Regions from separate parts of the Homo sapiens genome. Here region 1 is linked to region 2. A link is an interaction called in ENCODE POLR2A ChIA-PET data of the cell type or tissue named here. Cell type or tissue: K562. All regions are shown on one strand. Each heading gives the region's core, and the rest is flanking DNA. Links, peaks and the distances in the headings are about the cores only.

What was found. ChIA-PET counts read pairs that join two places held together with the same protein. Peaks named below come from ENCODE experiments on the same cell type or tissue, not always from the same donor. Only the 100,000 strongest peaks of a DNase experiment are listed, where the experiment ranks them.
Region 1: POLR2A ChIA-PET joins it to region 2 with 5 read pairs; 2 of 35 experiments call an interaction of 5 or more read pairs at or near these places.

The regions. Positions count from the first base shown.
Region 1 is chr6:154,477,510-154,482,891 of GRCh38, reverse strand. All of the region lies in intron 1 of CNKSR3 (CNKSR family member 3), which reads left to right. Among named protein-coding and RNA genes, the nearest start is that of CNKSR3, 30 kb to the left of the region's middle. In K562, for the core only: no CTCF peak of the experiment used is centred there; DNase peaks (open chromatin) are centred at 2,961 and 3,255.
Region 2 is chr6:154,556,856-154,562,237 of GRCh38, reverse strand. No RefSeq gene overlaps it. Among named protein-coding and RNA genes, the nearest start is that of CNKSR3, 49 kb to the right of the region's middle. In K562, for the core only: no CTCF peak of the experiment used is centred there; a DNase peak (open chromatin) is centred at 3,027.

The sequences.
Region 1 (5,382 bases), core at 160-5,159, 79 kb after region 2:
AACATTCAAGAGCTATGGAATGTGATTTACTTTCATATATTCACCCTTCCCCCCATTATCTTTCCGTTGCCTGTAGATTTCATTTTTATTTGTCAAATAATACAGAAATACTTTCTTGTAAAAGAATATTTAAACAACAGAACTCTAGATAGGTTGGAAAAGATAGTCCCCTTTATGCTATACCCTTCTCCTTTCCCAGAGTTGGGGGTCAGCACCTTCTGGAACCCTTCCTAGACATTTGCATACATGTTTATTCTTATTTGCACATAATCATTGTCTTTTTGTAAATGGATTTCTGCACAGTTTGAATCTGTTCCTTTTTACATTGAATACTGTCTTAACGATTTCTCTGCATCACTATATTTAGATAAACCTCAAATTTTTAGAAGTAGGGCTTATGCAATCAAACTTAATTAACTTTATTAATCTAAAAAATAATCTAAAAATCTAAGTGCCTCTTAGGAACAGAAAGGTGTCATGGCCCACCCACTTTGGGACTGGATGGTGGATTTAGGATGTTTTGTGGCAGGCTGGCTTGCACCTGGCAAAATATCTTGGGTCAGTCTAACAAGGGAGAACTGATCTCCTGCCCTGAAAGTTTATTACTGTGGCACCAGTTCTGCTTAAAACAAACATTTAGTCTTCTTTTAAGGCCAGGCTTATATTAAAGTGCGAGGTGGCCTGATAAACAATCTCTGAGATCCCTTAGGCATAGGGAGAATGTGGGACTTGTATCTTTCTCCGAAGTTTGTTTCATAATTTTACAAAGCCTATTTGAGAGAAGTTGGTAAGGTTGACCCAAAGGGCAAGGTAACTTCTTTGAATTTTAGTGCCGAGAAGTAGGACACAGAATTAATAAGGGGGAACTCTTTGGAAGGGGTCACGGGGCAGATAATTGTTCTGTTACATTCATGGGCTGATGATGTCATTGGAAGGCACTTGATGACAGATTGGTAGAACTGTACTGTGCATTAGAGCTTGCCACCCCAGCAAACCCACTGATGGGACTTGGTGTTTTGGTTACTCCCTGAAGTACAGTGGCAGTTGTCCCGGGAGTAGAAGATGTTCTTGGAATGCTGTCATTATTACCTTGGCTCACGTTATTTAGAAAAAGAGGAAGATGCCTTCTTGGCCTGATAATGTGACAGCCACCTGCTGTCACTCATTTTTTTCAGTGCTCTGAAGATGACCAGAACCTGGTCATCAGGTCTCCTTTAAAAAGAACAAAACACAGACATGCATAAAATCATACAGCATAAAAGGATGATGTCATTCTCAGGGAGACAGGGCAGCATGTGCCTGTGTTCCTCATCTACTCTTGAAGGCATCAGGTCTCTTCTATTTCACACTGCCAGTTGCTACCTAAAAGAGGGAACTTCTCGAGGAGAGATGGACTTTCATGCTCAGTGACTTAGAAACTGTGTTAGAGCTGACTGCTATCAAATAAGCATAAGACTGCTATAAATAAAATAGATAAATATCAAACAAGCACAAATAAATAAGCAAATACATAAGCAAAATAAATAAATATCAAATAAGCATAAGACTGCTATCAAATAAAATAAATATCAAATAAGCATAAATAAGTAAATAAATATCAAATAAGCATAAGACTGCTATCAAATAAATATCAAATAAGCATAAATAAATAAGCCAAATAAATATCAAATATGCGTAAGACTGCTATCAAATAAATTAGAACTGACTGCTATCAAATAAGCATAAGACTGCTATAAATAAAATAGATAAATATCAAACAAGCACAAATAAATAAGCAAATACATAAGCAAAATAAATAAATATCGAATAAGCATAAGACTGCTATCAAATAAAATAAATATCAAATAAGCATAAATAAGTAAATATCAAATAAGCATAAGACTGCTATCAAATAAATATCAAATAAGCATAAATAAATAAGCCAAATAAATATCAAATATGCATAAGACTGCTATCAAATAAATTAGAACTGACTGCTATCAAATAAGCATAAGACTGCTATCAAATAAATAAGCATAAGACTGCTATCAAATAAATTTCTTAAAGATATGGGATCATGCCTGGCTTTAAAAGAAATAGTAATTGCGAGATATGGTGGCACATGCTCAGTGAACTGTTTTAATCTGGCTTTCAAGGAAACTGGGCTTTATGGGATTATAAGGAGGTCAAGAACGTGGTATATCTTCTGTTGGATGTAAAATTGATGTTTATAGTTCAGTAGTGTCACTTCTTTGATAGTGGGCAACCAGGGACACGCTCACATGATGGTTAATAAAGGCTCTTCAGACACTAGATTTAAATTCTGCATTCATCCATGTAGTAAGCATTGACTAATTTAATCGCATGGAGAATGAGCCAGGGAGACAGCTTTGTTTTCCTGTATCCATCCTGCTCATGAGACTCCGCCGCTCTCAAAGGCTTTACCTGCCTGCCTGCGGAAGTCACACACACCAGAACAGGTGCCCCACCTGCTGTAGGGGGAAAGCAGAGCCAGTCTGGGGCAAAGTAAAATAACCCGTGTTGAATCCTCACTCTAGCACTCAATGGTAGTATGACCTTGAGCATTTAGCCCTTCGGAGCTTGCTTTCACATCTGCAAAGTGGGCATAATAATACATCACATGGCTGTTATGAGCATTAATGAAACAGCAGGAGAGAGTGCCCAGCTTATGTTGTGGAATACAGAAGGGCTCAGGAAATGGTACTTGTTATTTAGACATTTAAAAGAAAACATTCCTTTTCATGAAATGAGACGGCCCCAGCACCAGACATCTGGTGCCTGGTTCTCAACACTGTACACCATAGATAACTTTCCGTTCCTGACAGCCAACAACGAGAAAGTTTACTTCCCCCAAAATTGTTCTTCTGGAATTACAGCCATTCTGTGATTTATTTGCCTCTGTTCCTGCCCCACAAGGGCCACTGCAGTGCAGTTAAACCCCCAGTCTGTTCAGGGGCAGAACTAATCTTAACCACCGTGTGAGGGAGTCTGGGGGCTGGGAGAAACTCACAGTGTACAGTTACAGTAAGTTGCAAGAATAAAATCTCACGTGACTCTGGGACAAGTTTTAAATTTTAAAGTCTCTTCCAGGTGCTTTCTCTGGAACAACAACAACAAAAAAGTTAAAAGCTCACGTAAAAGGACACTTTATTTTTTTTAAAAGAGCCATCTTGAAATATGTAAGCACAAACATTTCCCAATAGAGACGTCCATAATTTTCGTTCTGTGTTGCACATTCTCGTCTTGAATTGTAGTGGGGGGCCTCGATGTGTGCAGTAATTATTGTCAGTCCTTGGTTGACTCATGCATTCCTAGCTGTCGCAGTGAGATCTGTGTTTATGTGAAATATGGAAACGATTTTTACCCCCGCTTTCTTTTGTGCTTGAGTTTGGATGGAGCAGCTGAATGCTCTTTCTTTGTTATTTTTAGGGGGTCTTCAGTTTTGGAGCTCTAGTTTAGGCTTGAGGAGGGCCAGCTGTCAGCGTGGCTTGGGCTGGTCTTTATGAGATCTGGCCTGTGTTTCTGCAGTTAGAACCTGATTCTGAATCCAACTCCCTTCCACCGACATGGGAGGCTCTCACTTCTACAATTTTATTTGCCTCACATTGAAAACAGAATGGAAACTCAAGTAACAGTAGTGGAATCTGCACTGAAAGAATATTTTTTTTTTTTTTCTCTGAATCCATCTCCTTTATTGGGAGCCATTTGTCTTGAGTCCTGGCCACTTTTTTCCTTTTTACTTCCAAATGACTTTCTGTTTGGGTGTTCTAAGGATGGGGGGGTATAGGCTGTGTTTTTAAAGCTCAGAGTTTAACTACAGAAAAACAAAACCAGAAAAGAATATGTTCCTCCCCCTTTTTAAACAATTTGTCCTCCTTGGAAAGAAAGTTTTACTATGTAGAATTTAGGAAATGTTTGTGAAAATGATCACAGGCTGTAAAGGAGTGTCCAAGCTGCTTTCATTGTGGCCAGCATGGCATTCTCATGATATCTGTAGCAAGCCTTTAAGTGTCTTGGCAGATAGAGTTTCTTCCTTCACAGCATAATGTTTTTCCAACTGCAGTGTTGTAGCTGCTTCATGTGCCGTGATACATGGCTAGGTGTCAAGATAGTTTTACAGGGGGAAGAACCCAAAAGGACTTTTAAAAGATGCAGGTTTCAGGAAAAAAGGAGAGTGATTTTTACAAAGGGAGTTTTAAATAAAAAGGCATTTGTTTGTGCTTTCTTCATGGGCAGACCTTTTCAAAGATGGCATTGTAAAAAGAGGATGTGCATTTCATTCCTTTATTAACAGAGGCCCTAGAGGCACGGCTGTCTTGAAGGACCTGGGGCTGCTGCTATGGAGATGAGTGTCACAGCTCCGGGACTTTAAGGAACTCCACTTTGCTCAGGCGTCAGACACATGAATAAACACGGTGCAGTCCAGAGGGGCAGAAGGGAGAAGTGATGAATCTTGCTGGTGAGGAAGCTGGTGCGTGGTTGGTGTCCAGAGAAGGCCTCAAAAAGGAGGAGAAGCTTCTGGGGAGCCTTGGAGGATCAGGAGGAGTTGGCCAGACCAGATAGGTGTGTGGGTGATGCTGTAGGCAGAAGAAGAGCAAATGCAAATGCATGGAGTGTGGAAGCAGCGAGGTGTGTTAGGAGAAGGAATCCCAGCTCCCGAGGCTGGAGTGCAGGTTGCAAGAGGAGGACGGGCGGAGGAGGAGCTTGGCCAGCAGGCCTCGGGCCAGCTTTGGGAGGCCTTTGCTTGTCATATGGTCATGTCATTCAGGCTGTACTCACCTTTCTTGAGAGGACTTCTTGGATAAGTGCCATTCTGCAGCCCCGGTGCCTGCCTTAGCCTTCTTCCAAGCACTTACCGCCTGCCCTGTTCTGGGTTTGTGTGTTCGCTGCCTCTCTTCCGTCATAAGGACGGAAGCCCCAGCAGAGCAGGACGTTCTTCTGTGATGGCTCCCCTGGTGCCTGGCGGTGAGTGATGTTAGGGGATTTGGACTCATCTTTGTAGTGAATGATGGGAGGATCACTGAAGGTCTAAATCAGGGGAGTCACATGAGTGCATTTGGGTGTTTGAAGAGCAGTGTGGATGGCAGGAGAGCTGATGACAAGTATTTAGGGAGAGCCTCCATGCACATTGATTGGGAGTCCATTAGCAGTCCTGCTCTTCAGGCTACCTTGGGTGGGCCCAAGCTTTGCTGGCCTAGTTAATTACCAATAGCTAGTATCAATGTCATTCCATCAGTGACATTTTGAAACTACTAGAAATTACAGAGAAGCAGCCAGACACCGTGGCTCACTTCTGTAATCCCAGCACTTTGGGAGGCTGAGGCAGGTGGATCATCTGAGGTCAGGAGTTCGAGACCAGCCTGACCAATATGGTGAAACCCC
Region 2 (5,382 bases), core at 235-5,234:
ATTACAGTTTCCTCAGGCCACACAGGATTAATTCTCTCAGACAGGGGTATGGAAGCTGCTGCTTTCACTGGGGTAGAGAGGCTGTTTCCACTCAAAGAAGACTTCAGAGAAGACTCATCAGAATTTAGGGGCTCAATGTCCCCATTCAATGTCTTCCCTCATGTCCCCATTCCAAATTGCAGGATTCATGCCTTCTCCATCAGTGTCCTCACTTTAACAGTGGACACCTTGTGATGCTGGGAGTTCAATTTGTGTCATAATCCAGTGAGTTGCAGGTTGAGATTCTGGGTTTGATTTTCAGCAATCTCGGTTCTGCTATAGGAGATAAGGGTCTCTTTCACAGCATACAGAGAAGCTCTTAGGTCATTTATGTGGTGTATGAGCTGCGAACTTGAATCCCTGGACTCATTCTACCCCACCCACCAGTTTGTCTAGCCACATTAAGAGCCATCCACCAATCTCACAATATTCATTATTTTGACAAAAATGTTCTAAAGTATCACATATACAGTCACATACAGCCTTGCTTCTTGTAAGTGGCTGATTAGAAGTAGCCAATGGTAATATTTTGTATATCTCTATTGCCAGAGCATGCCGTGGGCTATCAGTGCACTCTTTACTGCTGGAAATAGAGTCATGAGCATCTTTAAATCTAATTAGAGAAAATTGCAAATATCCCAGAAATCATTTAGAAAACTCGACCTTAAAACATTGTTCCTCTAGAAGCACGCTTGGCACCAAAATCTGTATTATCCTCGGTTCTCCAGAGAAATAAAACCAAAAAAAAAAAAAAGGATGTATCTATAAAAAGATATTTGCTATAAGGAATTGGCTCATGAAGTTATGGAGGCTGACAAGTCCTAAGATCTGCATTTAGCAAGCTGGAGATCCAGCAGAGCCGACAATTTAACTCCAGTCTGAGTCTGAAGGCTTGAGAACCAGGAGAGCAAATGGTATAGTTCCAGTCCAAAACTGGCAGGCTGGGGACCGAGGAAGAGCCAATATTTCAGTTTGAGTCTGAAGGCAGGAAAAAATTAAAACAATGTCCCTGTTCTGAACCCCTTCTCAGGCAGGAGGCGTTCTCTCTTACTTGCAGGAGGGTCGGTCTTTTTTTCTATTCAGGCCTGAGATTGGATAAGGCCCATCACATTCCAGAGGGGGCAATTTGCTTTACTCAGTTTATGGATTTAAACATTAAACTCATCCAAAAACACTAAGAACAATGTTTGATCAAATGTCTGTGTATCCTGTAGTCCAGTCATGTTGACACATAAAATTAACGCTCACGGTCACCCTATTTTGAAGCCCACCAGCACTGAGAACTTACAAGAAACATTTAGTGTTTTATGTCTAAATATGAATAGCCAGGGATCACTAAGCATCAGAGGCCAAGCCTCTAAGATGAAATGCAGAGCCCAAATAAGAGTAACTTGAAGGAAACAGAAGAAAATGTCGAAAACAAACTACTTGCTATTAGTTAATATCCTCAGAAAAGGTGAGAGTCAAGATGCATGTAAGAATGAGGGTGATAAAAAAATTAATATTCAGAGAACAAGAAAGAGCCTCCTGGATATTGAAACAAAGATGGCACAACCGTAAAACTAAATATGAAGGGTGACGTTGAAAAAAATCTTCCCCAAAGCAGAAGAGGACACTGAGACAGGAGTAGCAGCAAACAAGATAAGCAAATTAGAAGATCCATCAGTAATTATATCAGAGTGAGAAAACAGAGAAAGCAAGAGGAGAGGGAGATTATTTAACGATCAAAAAACCAAGACAGGCTGGGCAGGGTGACTCACATATGTAATCCCAGCACTTTGGGAGGCTGAAGTCAGGAGTTTGAAACCAGCTTGGCCAACATGGAGAAACCCAATCGCTACTAAAAATACAAAAATTAGCCAGGTGCGGTGGCGCACACCTGTAGTCCCAGCTACTTGGGGGCTGAGGCAGGAGGATGGGTGGAACCCAGGAGGTGGAGGTTGCAGTGAGCCGAGATCATGCCATTGCAATCCAGCTTGGGCAACAGAGGGAGACTCCCTCTCAAAACAAAAACAAAAACAAAACAAAACCCCAAAAAACCCAAGACAAACGATATGACTTTTGCTGAATTAAAGGATATGAATTTTCCTACTGAGTGGCCTACTAAGTGCTCAGCACAATAAATGCAGTGGGGGCCGGGGGGTGAGGGGGCATGTGACCCAAGCCAGAAGGACCCAAGCCTTCTAAAGGACAAAATTAGGATCAAGACAAGATGACTTTTTATGTGAAGTCAGGAAGGCATGAGCTCAGTGCTTCTGTTGGCTGTTTCTCTCCACATTTGGGGAAAGCCCATCTGTCTCATCCAGAGCAGAAATAAGAGATGGAAAGAGAGATGGAGAGGGAGGAAGAGAGAGAGAGAGAGAGAGAGAGAGAGAGAGAGAGAAAATACATTGTGTTGGAATCTCTTGTTTTCGTCATTTGTGAGACCAGACTCACCCTTCAGCACTTTCTTCTCTAGTGTGATGGGAACCAATACATCTTTCTTTTGGCCAAAACGTTTTGAGACTGTTTTCAACATGAGTGCGATGGGTGGTCTGTAATCCACAGACTGCAGGTGCTTGTCACTGTTCTAGCCAAACCCAAACCCACACACGCACACACATGTGCATGCTGTACTCCTCATCTGCAAACCACTGCTCAGAGGAAAGAAGTTCATTTAATCATTCATGAAAGCAGTTGCTCTTGACCACTTAGCGCATTGCAGACACTGTGCTGGTGAATGAATGAGGGTCAGTCTCTGCCTTTAAAGGGCTTCTTGTCAAAAAGCCTCCTGGTGAAGGCAGAAAAGCAGGCAATTTCATGTGGCTGAGATGTTGGGCACAGCACACTGAAGAAGGACATAGCAGGGGTGTCTAACGTGGCTTGGTGGTTAATGGTTAGGAAAAGCTTTCTGGGGATGTTTCTTTGGAGCTGAGTCTTACTGAGTAAGTAGGTGTTGCCCATGGGGTCAGGACAGGGAGAGGAGAGGGCGTCTTTGGAGAATTCCAGCAGTTCAGTGTGTCTGGAGTTGGTGGCAGGAGATAAGCCCGGGGAGGGCAGTGAGTGGGAGTTAGGTCATGAAGGAAAAAATAAATACAAATGTCAATGCAGTAAAGCTACCATTTAAGGAGATCACAAAAGGACAAAACTGCTCTTCTTAAATGCTTCCCTAGTACTCGGCGGCAGTTTGGCTGTGGTGAATATTGAACTGAGCATGACTTTTGGCTTTATTCATGTCCTGATATTTCAAAATGCCTTTTCTTTATGCCTTTTCTTCCTCAGCAGTTGCTTACCCAGTAGCAGCTAGACCCCAAGGGTAGGAAAACAGACAGAGCTTGGGTGAATTCAAAGACACTCTTGGCCTCCCCAGGTGCCCACTGGAGAATGCTGGATGACGGAGCTTTTTAGGACAGCCCGACTGGCCACACCAGGTGTAGTCAGGGTTCTGTCCTGAGAGAAGCAAGAGAGTGACAAGGAAAAGCTTATGAACCACGGTCAGTCTTGGGACATGCTCCTCCAGTGGCGCCATGGGCCTGTGCGTTGGTAAGCACCCTCCCAACACCCAGACCTCTTTTCTCTCTCTTTCTTTTTTTTGGCAAAACACTTTTTATTTTATTGTATTTTACATATGTAATGTGTACAACATGATTTTGTTGTTGTTTTTGAGATGGAGTCTTGCTCTGTCGCCTAGCCTGGAATGCAGTGGCGCAATCTCGGCTCACTGCAACCTCTGCCTCTTGGTTCAAGCAATTCTTCTGCCTCAGCCTCCCAGGTAGCTGAGATTACAGGCGCATGCATCACCACACCCAGCTAATTTTTGTATTTTTAGTAAAGACGGGGTTTTATCATGTTGACCAGGCTGGTCTCGAACTCCTGACCTCAGGCGATCTGCCCGCCTCAGCCTCCCAGAGTGCTGGGATTACAGGTGTGAACTACTGCGCCCGGCCTTGATGTTTTGATATTCATGAATATAGTGAAGTTATTACTACAGCCAAGTAAATCCCTCACCTTGCATAGCTACCTGCCTTTCTTTCCTCCCTTTCCTTCCTCCTCCCTTTCTCTCTCTCTCTTGTGATAAGAGTGCCTCAAATCTATTCTCTTAGCAAGTTTCTAGTATATTAGCTATAGTACTCATGTTGCACATTAATTAGCTTTCCTGATTTATTCACCCCTTTGACCCTTTGTACTTTTTTTTTTTTTTTTAGACAGAGTCTCGATCTGTTTGTTGCCCAGGCTGGAGTGCAGTGGCATGATCTTGGCTGGCTGCAACCTTCACCTCCCGGGTTCAAGTGATTCTCCTGCCTCAGGCTCCCGAGTAGCTGGGATTACAGGTGTGCACCACCACGCCTGGCTAATTTTTGTATTTTTAGTAGAGTTGGGGTTTCACCATGTTGCCCAGGCTGGTCTTGAACTCCTGACCTCAGGTGATCCACCCACCTTGGCTTCCCAAAGTGCTGAGATTACAGGCGTGAGCCACTGCACTCGGCCTACCATTTGACTCTTTGACCTACATTTCCCCATAGCTCACTCCTTCCAAACACCTGGTAATCATCTTCCTACTCTAGGTTCAACCAGATTATTGCAAATGGCAGATCCCTTTTCTTTCTTTCTTTCTTTTTTTTTTTTTTTTTGAGAGACATGTTACTGTCACCCAGGCTGGAGTGCAGTGGTGCCATCATAGCTCATTGCAGCCTCTAACTCCTGGGCCCAAGGGATCCTCCTGCCTCAGCATCTTGAGTAGCTGGGACTACAGGCACATGCCACCATGCCTGGCTAATTTTTAAATTTTTTTTTGTAGAGATGGAGGTCCTACTATACTGTCCAGGCTGGTCTTGAACTCCTGGCCTCAAGTGATCTTCCTGCCCTGGCTTCCCAGAGTGCTGATATTACATATGTGAGCTACTGTACCTAACCTGCCTGATAGAAACTTTAACAAAAAAGGTTTCTTATTGTATGAAGACTTCTGCAGCTTGCTTTTCTTATTCACCTTTAAGCTTCTAAAATGCCTGTTTTCATTAATAATATTTATCATTGAAGAAAACTGCAATGACTAGAGAAATAGTAAACCCATCTCAGCCACAAATTCAGCATGCTGGCCTATGGACATTTTCTTCCAGGGGTCCTAAAAGTTCTTTTTTTTTTTTTTTTTTTTTTTTTTTTTGAGACAGAGTCTCGCTCTTTCACCCAGGCTGGAGTGCAGTGGCGCGACCTCGGTTCATTGCAAGCTCCGCCTCCCGGGTTCACGCCATTCTCCTGCCTCAGCCTCCCGAGTAGCTGGGACTACAGGCACCCGCCACCGCGCCCGGCTGATTTCTTGTATTTTTAGTAGAGATGGGGTTTCACCATGTTAGCCAGGATGGTCTT